Regions from separate parts of the Homo sapiens genome. Here region 1 is linked to region 2. Evidence: chromatin contacts called from ENCODE Hi-C or POLR2A ChIA-PET data. All regions are on one chromosome and are shown on one strand. The core of a region is the stretch at or near the end of the contact, and the rest is flanking DNA. Distances in the headings are between cores, read along the strand shown.

Region 1 (4,926 bases), core at 753-3,252, 310 kb before region 2:
GTGGATTTAAAAGTAGAATTTTAAGCTAGGTTTCTCTGGCTCCATAGCCATGCTCTTCCCAGCACTGGGGACATGCTTGGGGATAAAGGCATTCCTCTGGTTGTGACTTTAACGGCATCCCAAAGGCAGAGGAACAGAATGCGGACTTTGAAACTGCTCTGACCTCCGCTGATGACAGGAACATTGCTGGACATGCAGGTGAGAATCTTATCAGTGGGATGAACTGCCCCAGACTTGTAGAGGCTTTCAGGTGGTGGGCTCCCTTTTTGCTTTCTTCGCTATGGCTTGCAAATCCTGCAGTTTAAGGAGGCAGCATACCTCTCAGAGGAAGTACAAGACAGTCTTTTTCCTAGTTTGCCTTTGACTAGGATCTTAAGCCTGTGAGACTCTTTGGGCTTCAATCTTTTAATTTGCAAAGAGGGAATAATTCTAATACCTTTCACTTACCACCCATGTTGACTATTGTTGAGTATGTGCAAGGCATAAATGTCATCTGTGCAAAATTTAAATGTTTGGAATTTACTCCAAAAGCAATGGGACCCTATTTCAGGGAATCAGAGAAGGTAATGATGATACAAGCTGAAACCAAACCACAGTAGAATGTGAGTGCAGGAAACCCTCCTTTAGTATGAAATATCTTGTTTGCATTAAGCTGTTTTACCTTGGAAGAGTTTGGTTCTATTTAGCAGTTTCCTAAAGAAGGAAGGCTGTATTTTCAGCCAAAGACCTGGAAAACATTTGTTTTTAAGAAAAGGTAGCTTAATCATTTTTCTGATGTTGTGGGGTGGGGCGGGGGACAGAGGGGAGGCATTTCAAAGCACAGACTTCTCTTATTCTGATGATCCAATGCCCTCTCTGAGTTCTAAAGTAGCTAAACACATTCATAGTAGTTTCACTGAAAGAAAGGACAGCCTGGAGCCAAAACTTTCATGCCAAACTTTAAGCTAGGGCAGAGTTTTATAGCCATGTTAGAAACCTCTGAAAGAAGGGGGATTATAGTGAAAAATGCTGACCTGTCCTTAACCTAACAGCAGGAATGGCAGCACCACAATCATAATGGTTTCTCCACCGCTTTACCCTGCCTGGCTGGCAAAGATCTCTTGGCTTCCTTTTGCGGCCCGATCTGTAGATGGGACAGCTAGGTAAATACCAGGCAGCCTGTGGTGGTTCCTGTGTTTTGCTTGAGCTGTTACTGGGCCACATAGATCTCCAGAGAGCCTTGAGGCCATGCAAGAAGAATTATATTGTTACAGAATCAGAAGATTTGGAAGTGCACTTGAGTTGTGTAGATCAGAAATTGTCAGACAAACCCCTGCTGAACCCAGGGGTTTCCCAGAAGAATGGGTCAGGAGCAGGACTTTGCAGAAGCATCTGGTGGAATGGGGCCAGGCAGGTAGGGGCAGGATACTCCATACCTCCATTTTAGCCAAAGCACCACTGCTTTGATACATATTGGGTTTGACATAATATTATATTTGCAAAAAGGATTATATTGAAAAAAATGATTTTAAGACCACTGGTCTGGTGTAACTTACTTTCGGTCCAGAAATTTCTTTTACAAATTCTTAGGCCAGAGATAATTCATTCTCAATTTACTTAGCTCCAGCAATGGGGGACCATATCATTCAGGGTCCAATGAAGAGACTGGAATCACACCAGTCATTTTAACAGAGAGCTCACTATAAAGAATTGTGAACTAGGTATCAGAAAACTGGGAAAGTAAAAAAGGGAAGAAAGTGACTGCATAAAATAGCTATTCCCTCTTGAGATAGGAACAAAGGAAAGAGATTGGAATTATTAAAACTTAGAAGCTCAGAGGAAGGTATGGAGCTGGGAACCAGATTTCTGAGGAAGAGACTGCTAAGGAGGCTGGTTCTGGGAGTGTTGGCAAAATGACAAACTGGAATCCACTGCTGCTGCCAAGATGAAGAACCTTTAGTGGAGGGACGCTGACAAGAGAACAGGACCAGCCCGCCCTTTCTCTTTCCTTCACTTACCCCCCCGCGCCCCCTGTTGGTAGAGGCCGACAGGGACTACCCTGGCAAAGGAGAAATATTGTAGATTTCCAGTGTCTCAAAGAACAGCATAGAAGGATATTTTCTTAAGCTGAGATGCAATAGCTTAACGGCCAACCCAGGGTTTCCTGTTCTGTTGTTGAATCAGCTTTAAATGAGAAACAAAGAAGCAGACAGAAAAACAAAATCTCTTTCCTTTTTTTGAGGAGAAGTATCTTTCCTTTCTAAGTTTTATTTTCTCCAGGCCAACTATGCCCAGTCCCTCTCCTGTCTCTAAGACATGCTGCATGGATGTTTTGGTTGCCATCCTTTGGACAGATGCCAGTTTCTCAGCATCTCTTTTAAATGTGGGTCTCAATTTGTCAGTGCCAATTGAAAGCCTTAAGAATGTGCATACTTTCTGTATTAACAATTACACTTCTAGGAATTTATCTTTATAAATTTTTGTCTGCCTAGAAATTAAGCTATAAGGTTATTAATTTCAAAGTTGCTGACAATTTTTTTAAAAACATGGAAAAATCATAAATGTTCAATAATAGGGGATTGCTTTAGACTGTGGAATACTCAGCAGATATCAATGACAAATAAGAAGAAAATTGGACATCATCGTTGTTATTGTTTTTTTAGACAAGGTCTTGGTCTCTCACCCAGGCTGGAGTGCAGAGGCTTGAGCTCAGCTCACGGCAACCTCCACCTCCCTGGCTCAAGCCATCCTCCCACCTCAACCTCCCAAGTAGCTAGGACTACAGGCATGTGCTTCCATGCATGGCTAATTTTTATATTTTCTTGATAGAGACAGGGTTTTGCCATGTTGCCCAAGCTCGTCTCAAACTCCTGGGTTCAAGCCATTCCCTCGCCTTGACCTCCCAAAATGCTGAGATTGCAGGTGTGAGCCCCTGTGCCCAGCCAAAAAATTTAACATTATGAAAAGAAAGTCACATTATATTTTTAGGAAAAATAAGACAGGCTATGAAGTGGCATCACAGAAACATTCATTTTTTAGTACATATTTAAATTCACATTTTTAAAGAAAGACTGGAGGATGTGTACTACAGATAAATATCCAACATATGGTTGGTGGCTATTTTGAGGTGGAGAGATAATGGTCAATGTTCTTTTTTATCTACTTATTTGTATTTTAAATATAGTTTACAATTTACAGTTCATTAGAATATACTAATTATAGTACATTTTCCTTTTGTAAGAAAGAAAAATTAATGTGGTACTCAGAACAAAACTTTAGGTATGGGAGCATAGGAATCGGTCATAGGAGATAACACTACAGGTATGCGTTGATGAATGCATAGTATAATAGGATCACAGTTTCCCTTCCTCTGAGAAACATAGTTTTAGTAAGACAACCTAAGATGGCATTCTTTTTCTTTTGCAATTATGTTACTCCGTGGTAAATTTATAATCATTTAAAATTTAATATTTTTTTCACATGGAGATTATAGTTCTTATGGGATAGTAGATGGAACTCATTAATCAAGTCTTCCTACACTCTACAGATTTAAAATGTATTGTTTAATCAACTTGTTGGGCTATAATTTACATTAAATAGAGTGTAAATATTTTACATTTTAAATATAAAGTTCCATGAAATTTGACCAATGTGTACCCTTGTGAAACCACCACCACAGTCAATATATGGAACATTTCCATCACCTCACAAAGTACTAATTTTTTCTTCGTGAGGTGTTCCTTTGCAGTCAATCCTTCTGTTGGCTCTGGGCCTAAGGAGCCACTTCTCTGCTTTCTATTCCTTTAGATTAGATTTGCCTTTAAAGGAATTTTACATAAATGGAATAATGCTGTATGTACACTTTTGTTTCTCACTTCTTTTCCTCAGTATAATGTTCTTGAGATTTATCTGTTGCTGCATGGTTAAGTAGTTCCTTTTTATTGATGATTAATGTTGCATTGTACGACTATATCACAGGTTGCCTATGCATACACTTCTTGGTGGGCACTTGGGTTGTTTCTGGTTTTGAGCTATTTTGAATAAATCTTTTGCAAATATCCTAAAAACTCTTTTTAGCACCTATGTCTAGGCTATATATTGATCCCTATCGAATATCTTTTTTGTTTTGTTTTGTTTTGTTTTGAGACGGAGTCTCGCTCTGTCATCCAGTCTGGAGTGCAGTGGCACGATCTCGGCTCACAGCCAGCTCCGCCTCCTGGGTTCACACCATTCTTCCGCCTCAGCCTCCCGAGTAGCTGGGAGTACAGGCACCCGCCACTATGCCCAGCTAATTTTTTTTTTTTTTTGTATTTTTAGTAGAGACGGGTTTCACCTTGTTAGCCAGGATGGTCTCTATCTCCTGACCTTGTCATCCGCCCACCTCAGCCTCCCAAAGTGCTGGGATTATAGGTGTCAGCCACCGCGCCCGGCCTGAATATCTTTTTTATTTTTAAGCTTTCAATAAATCTTACTGACATCTAATTGATAAAAGTTGCACATATTTAATGTATACATTTTGATGAGGTTGGACATATGCATACACTCGTGGTACCATCGCCACAGTAAATGCACTGAACGTATTCATCTCCTCCAGAAATTCCCTTTGTTGTTGTTGTTGTGTTGTTGTTCATCTCAGTCTTTTAAAGGCTCAATTCCATCACTGAATGAATTTTCTTCCTATGGTAGCTACTTATTTGGTGAGTACGTCTGTTGTCTTCATCATGAGATCAGAAAACTCTATGCTGCTCCCTAACTATGTGACCTTGAGCAAGTCTCTTAAAGGAGAACTACAGTTTCTGTATTTGGAGAAGAAAGAAGATCATGGTAGATGATCCTCTTGAATTGGCTTCAGGCTCTAAAATTCTGTAGTTTGGTAAAAATGCCTAATGACCAAATGGAGGCAAGATCTCGTTACCAAGATCATGGTGGCTTTGGAAGTGACAGAGA
Region 2 (5,498 bases), core at 2,710-5,209:
GAGTCCAATTGCTGGCTTTACCACGTATTTGGATAATCTACCAAATCCTCACTCCCTACCACTTGATAAGTATTTATCAAGCACCTCCTCTGTGCCCAGCACTGATCTGACCACTTGGGATTTTTTTCAAAGCAACAGACAAGGATAGCCGCCCTCATGAAACTTATATTCTAGCAAGAAAAGACAAACAATAAACATAATTAATAAGAAAATATATACCACATTAGAAAGTGAAAAATGCTAAGAAAAAAAAACAGAATAGGTTGAAGACGGTAGATTCACAGGCTGATGGGTCATCAGGTTGCAAAATGAAATAAGGCAGTCAGCACAACCTTCAAGAGCAAAGATCTGTAGATGAGAAACTTAGATGAAGGATACTTGGAAGAAGAGTGGAAGCTCCAGGTACAGGGAACAGCTAGAGCGAAGGTCCTGAGGGAGGAGTGTGTCTGCCAAGTTTGAGGATGAAGTAGGAGGCCAGTGTGGCCAGATCGAAGTGAGTAGTATGGAGAGGAGTAAAAGAGGAGGTCATGAAATACTGTAGATGTGGAATTAGCTTGCTCACTTAAGTCAAATGTAAGAACGTCAGCTTTAGTGATGTGGGGAGTCATTGCGCTATTTTGAGCAGAGACATTAGGAGATTCCACCTGGTTTCTAAAGGGATCTTCCGGTCTTCTGTATGGAGAATAGTCTGTATGGAGCAGGAGAGAAGCAGATGCCTCTTCCAAGGCTGTGGCTGGAATTCAGGGGAGAGAAGAGAATGGGCCAGGCCAGGCTGGCAGTAGTGAAGGGAAAGAAGTGGTTGAATTCTGGATATATTTTGAAGATAGTGAGCTCGCACTTCTTGATGACCTTCCTAACAACTTATGCTCAGTTCACACCAAACAATGTGTTTGTCTTCCCAGCCTCTGCATACATATTCAGACTGCAGAATATGATCCCACTCCCTCTGTCCTCTAGAATGCCCCCTTCCCACCTCCTCTTCCACCTCCGAATGATGTCCTACTCTTCCTTTAGGACACAGACAAAATGCTACCACCTCTATAAACACTCTTTAACCCCACCAGTTGTTTTTCCTTCTCTGTACTAGTACTGTGGAGTGTACACATCTATCTGGTTGTACTTCTTACACATCACAGAGCAGGGATGATATTAAAATATTTAACACTTGGTATAGCCCAGACACCAGCCAGTCAGAACAGACACCAGCCGTCACCAGGCTGTGTGCACCAGCGGAACATCAGCCTTCCCACACAGCATTTTGCATTGATCTGCCTGCCTCCCCTATTTCATTCCAAGGTCCCACAGGCTAGAGAACACGACTTACTTATCTCTGCACCCCCAAAGAGTGTCTGCCAACTATTAGCCTCTCTTTATTCACATATCTGAATAAACAATTACATGAAAAAGAGAAGCAAAGGTCCTGGCCTCATTTGAAGTCACCTCAGCACAAATTTCTCACTCTTGGCACTTTCTGGGTCAAAGTAACCCTCCTTTCACCTTGTCTTCTGGCTATCGGAAGACTAAATCCCCCAGCGCTTTCCCTTCTCTTCCCTGATGCTCGATTTCAATCAAACACTCGTATTGGAGCTGAAGGTGTCTTCCCAAGAGCAAGTTCTCACAAGTGGTGAAGCCAAAACCCACAACATCCTCCTCTGCCATCCGTTCCAGAGCGTACACTTGGCCCCAGATGCCAACGGAGCGCAGCAATGGGGAGAAGGAGGTTTCCTGAATTCACAGCTTCCAGCTCAGCTCAGCGTTGGCAACTTCCGTTGTCTACTTTTCCTCACTTGTACACTCACCTTTTCTAGCCCCAACTTGAAAGTGTGTTTTATAAATTTATTCCCTCCCCGTCAGGAAAAATAAGCTACAAATAGGCCAAAGTAAATTGGCTGAGCATTTGAATAAATGATTATTTTTCCTAAGTGGCCTCTCACACATAGCCAAAGTTCATGATGTTAGCCAAAAAATAAATAGAGGGAAAGTGAGAAAAATTAGATTAAAGAGGGTTGGACAATCTACATAGCATTCCCCAAAGTTCAAGCTGGAAGAGGCCCTCGAGATCAGCTACTTCAAGGTTTCTCAAATTGTGTTCCAAGGAACTATAGGAGTTTCAAGTAGCCCCATCAAGGAGATAAGGCTGCAGTACCCTCATCACCCCTCTAAGCAAATTTGGCAAGGTTTTATCTGTTTTGCATAAGAGTTTACTTGAATAGAGAGTTTTGTGGTTACAAATGCTTACAAATTACTGTTCCAAGCCCAATCCACATGTTTTACAAATCAGGAAACCAAGTCTGAGAGAGGTGAAATACTTTGCCTGGACTTTCACAGCAAACTGATAATAGAGTTAGAATTCAATTTCAACTCTTCTAATTCAAAGCCAATACTTTTCCTTTGGTACCTGGCTGCCTCGTGGTATTTTATATCTGTTGTCACTTGCTCAGAATTCCTTTTTTCTTCAGTCAAGAACTCTGTTTCCCCTCCCACAGGGGGCTGAGGAGTCATGAACTTCACTCAAGCTGAACTCCCAGAGCCTGTGATCCCAATCACCAAAGATACAGTGATTGGTCCAGGGAGAGAGAAGATGTCCTTCTGAGACTGAGGGTAACCTGGAGCTGCTGCAGGCGCTGTTGCAATCACGGGTACCCATTTGTCTGAGATTGACACCAACATAAAAGAGAGCAAATTAGAGTGGTGGAGAGAGATGTGGCAGATTTCTGAAGGCATTGTTTAAACTCTCAGACCCACCCATGTGGAAAGTTTGTGCTATCTCTGGGCTTTTCAATAATGTAAGTCAATACATTTTTTTTGTTTAAATTAATTTGATTCAGTTTCTAACATTTGTTGCAACATTGCCCTGATTAACGTGTGTTCTAAAGTTACTTTTATATATAAAGTATCATACACTTTACCAAACTTTTCCATTGCTCCAGGTCATAGAGGTGGGTGGAGCCACCTTCCCTCATCCCTGGATGGTATCACCTCCTTCCTGGATAAAAGCTGGCTACAAGGACACATGAAACCTAGGATGTCACAACATGCCAGAGAAACTAATGTGTCCAAAAGATATGCTTTGAGAGCCCTCTAAGTGTCATTGCCGTTTCTCGTCCACTTGATGCAAATCCGTAGTCCAGTCAGTAGCAAGATAGAGCAGGAAAAGTATGGACTTTTCAATTAGATGAATTGTGATTGTGTTTGATGTCTTGCCTTCCTGAGTAGCAAGATTACAATAAAGGGAAGAATACATATGTATCAGTCAAGGTCTAATCGGGAAACAGAAACCACTTCAAGGGTTGAACCAGAGTAGATTTAGAGAATTGTTTACACAAACGATAAATAGAGGAGCTGAGAAACCAAACGAGATGGTGAGACAACTCTGAGATTAGCAACAACGGGAAGCACCTACCTACCACTCCTAGGACTGCAAGGACAAAAGGAGGGGGTGGTGATACTGGAGCTCAGCAGCCAGATTACCAGATGAAAGCCATAGTGGGCCTGTCTGGAGGGAATCAGAGATAAGAAGAACACTCAGCCATCACTGGAGACCATGTAGATGCAGACAGAAGGCAGGTAAGGGAAGTGTCTTGGGTGGCTTCTCTTCCCCTGCTATCTTTAGGCCAACAAGAACCAAGACATGTTCACCATGATGTGTCACTGGTAGAAATTCACAGGTGGGATCTTTTGATAGTCCTTGACCTATCTGCTGCATTTCAGAGTTGAAGTGGAAATGATGTTTCAACCAGGTCAGAAAAGTACAAGGTCCTTCTCCATGATTTGGAGGCTTCTTCAGTCTTCGCTAGTTTTTGTTTGGGAAAACTGTTTTCTCTTTTCTCTTCTATCACTTTCACACTAAGCAAACTCTTGCTACTGAGTTACATCAGCCATGTCCTGGAAACATGCAGGGGAGTTGGAAGCAGCCTCATCTCCCGAAGCAGCTGACCTAGGCCTTTTGTTCCTCGCCCGTTGTGGGCAAAGTCCTGGTAATTTTCATTAAGCCAGCTGAGGGGATCAGCATTTGGCTATAGGCCCACCCACCCCTATAACTTCATAGTTGTGAGCCTGCCAAAGTATAATTAAAAGACAGGCCATCCATGGGAAATAACCCCATTGAGAAATTCCAAGAAAGGAGACAGAACTTCCTGAAACTCTTTGGTCATCTTCTCTGCCTTGTTTTATTTCTCCATGGGATGTGCCAAGCCAAGAAAGCTAGAAGGTCATTGAGCAAAGTTACTCATTTATGGGTTCTTTATTTGGTCCAGCCCCAATTTGTTATAGTTTGCTTCTCAACAGCAAGCAAGGAACAGTCTCAGCCTGGCAAGGAAATACTGCCTAATCTTTGTTGATATTGGGAGGGCCTGCAGTTCATCAAGTGCAAAATTGGGATTTAATGGGAAATGACTCTCGGGGAAGAATTGAGACATCTTCTTGTGTTTTACATGTTATAAAGGGTTGCGTGACTTTTAACTGCTTAATTATGGAGCCATTCATTCACCAAACATTTGTTGAGTAATCTGTTAGTGTGTCTTCCCAGTTTTTCCTCAGAAAACAAAACTGATGCGGGCAAAACCATGATAAGCCTTTGGTAAAGATGAGAGATCCCCTTCGATATTTTTTCTTTTCAAGAAAGAGAAAATCAATTTCACGAAAATCTAAGCAATTTTTAAGAACAGCTAAATTTCAGGTGAAGAAGATGTTTTACTAACTTAATCCCACAGAAAGACGATGTTTCCAAGAGGAAGGAATTCATACTCTGAAGGCAGAATTGGACCTGATTCCTGAATCTGGAATCATCAGCTGCTTGGACATGAGTGAATCACATCCTTTCTGAACCTCAGTTTTCTCATCAAAAGAATGAGCATCACAATATTGGCCATGTAAGGGAAGACATCGAGATAAAAAAATCTCTAATATATTAACAGTCTATTAGGCACATATTAAGTGATCGCATAATTATGAATATTATTACTTACTCAATATCCTTAGACATGTCTCTTTGCCCAACTAAAGTGAGCTCACATTATTTCTCTCTGCCCCAAACCCATAGCTTTCTCCCTTCACTCCCTCATTAGGTTAACCAGGAACACAATGCTGTGTCCTCTCTGATCAGGCTCCTAGTGCTGCATTTTATGAGCAGTCTTCACCCTTCCCCCACCTCCAAGTAGCCGATGCCATTGCACCGTTCTTGGTTTGTATAAATGCAACGAGCATAGTGCCTGGCACGGAGTAGGTTCTCAGTAAACATCTGTTGAGTGAATGAACAAGTAATCTGACCTAATAAGTGAAATGATGGAACGGCATGCAAACTTCTTATTAACCCTAAGTACCTTGGGTATATTTTAGGATGAGACTACTGATACTATGGCAAATAATCCAAAAGAGGATCACTAATGTGAGAATTGTAGGAATTCTCACATTAGAATTGTGAGGAAATGAGTAGGGCACATCCTTTTGGGAGGGGTACTCCTCAGATGGGTGTTCCTCAAATCATAGCCTGACAATGT

Evidence for each region. Hi-C counts contacts between places; a loop is a spot of excess contacts on that map. ChIA-PET counts read pairs that join two places held with the same protein, here RNA polymerase II (POLR2A).
Region 1: a loop to region 2 is called in a map of heart right ventricle, with 2.0 times the contacts of the local background. The contact joins two enhancer-like sites. A Hi-C loop is called at or near these places in 1 of 168 maps with a recorded cell type or tissue (heart right ventricle). POLR2A ChIA-PET finds 5 or more read pairs at or near these places in 2 of 52 experiments (CD4-positive, alpha-beta T cell and activated CD4-positive, alpha-beta T cell).

Annotation. Positions count from the first base shown.
Region 1 is chr9:4,074,772-4,079,697 of GRCh38, reverse strand. All of the region lies in intron 4 of GLIS3 (GLIS family zinc finger 3), which reads left to right. Among named protein-coding and RNA genes, the nearest start is that of GLIS3-AS1, 180 kb to the right of the region's middle. Within about 2 kb of position 2,002, at least 5 of the 41 ENCODE cell types and tissues checked have a DNase peak (open chromatin) inside an H3K27ac peak, as active enhancers do.
Region 2 is chr9:3,767,757-3,773,254 of GRCh38, reverse strand. No RefSeq gene overlaps it. Among named protein-coding and RNA genes, the nearest start is that of RFX3-DT, 100 kb to the right of the region's middle. Within about 2 kb of position 3,959, at least 2 of the 41 ENCODE cell types and tissues checked have a DNase peak (open chromatin) inside an H3K27ac peak, as active enhancers do.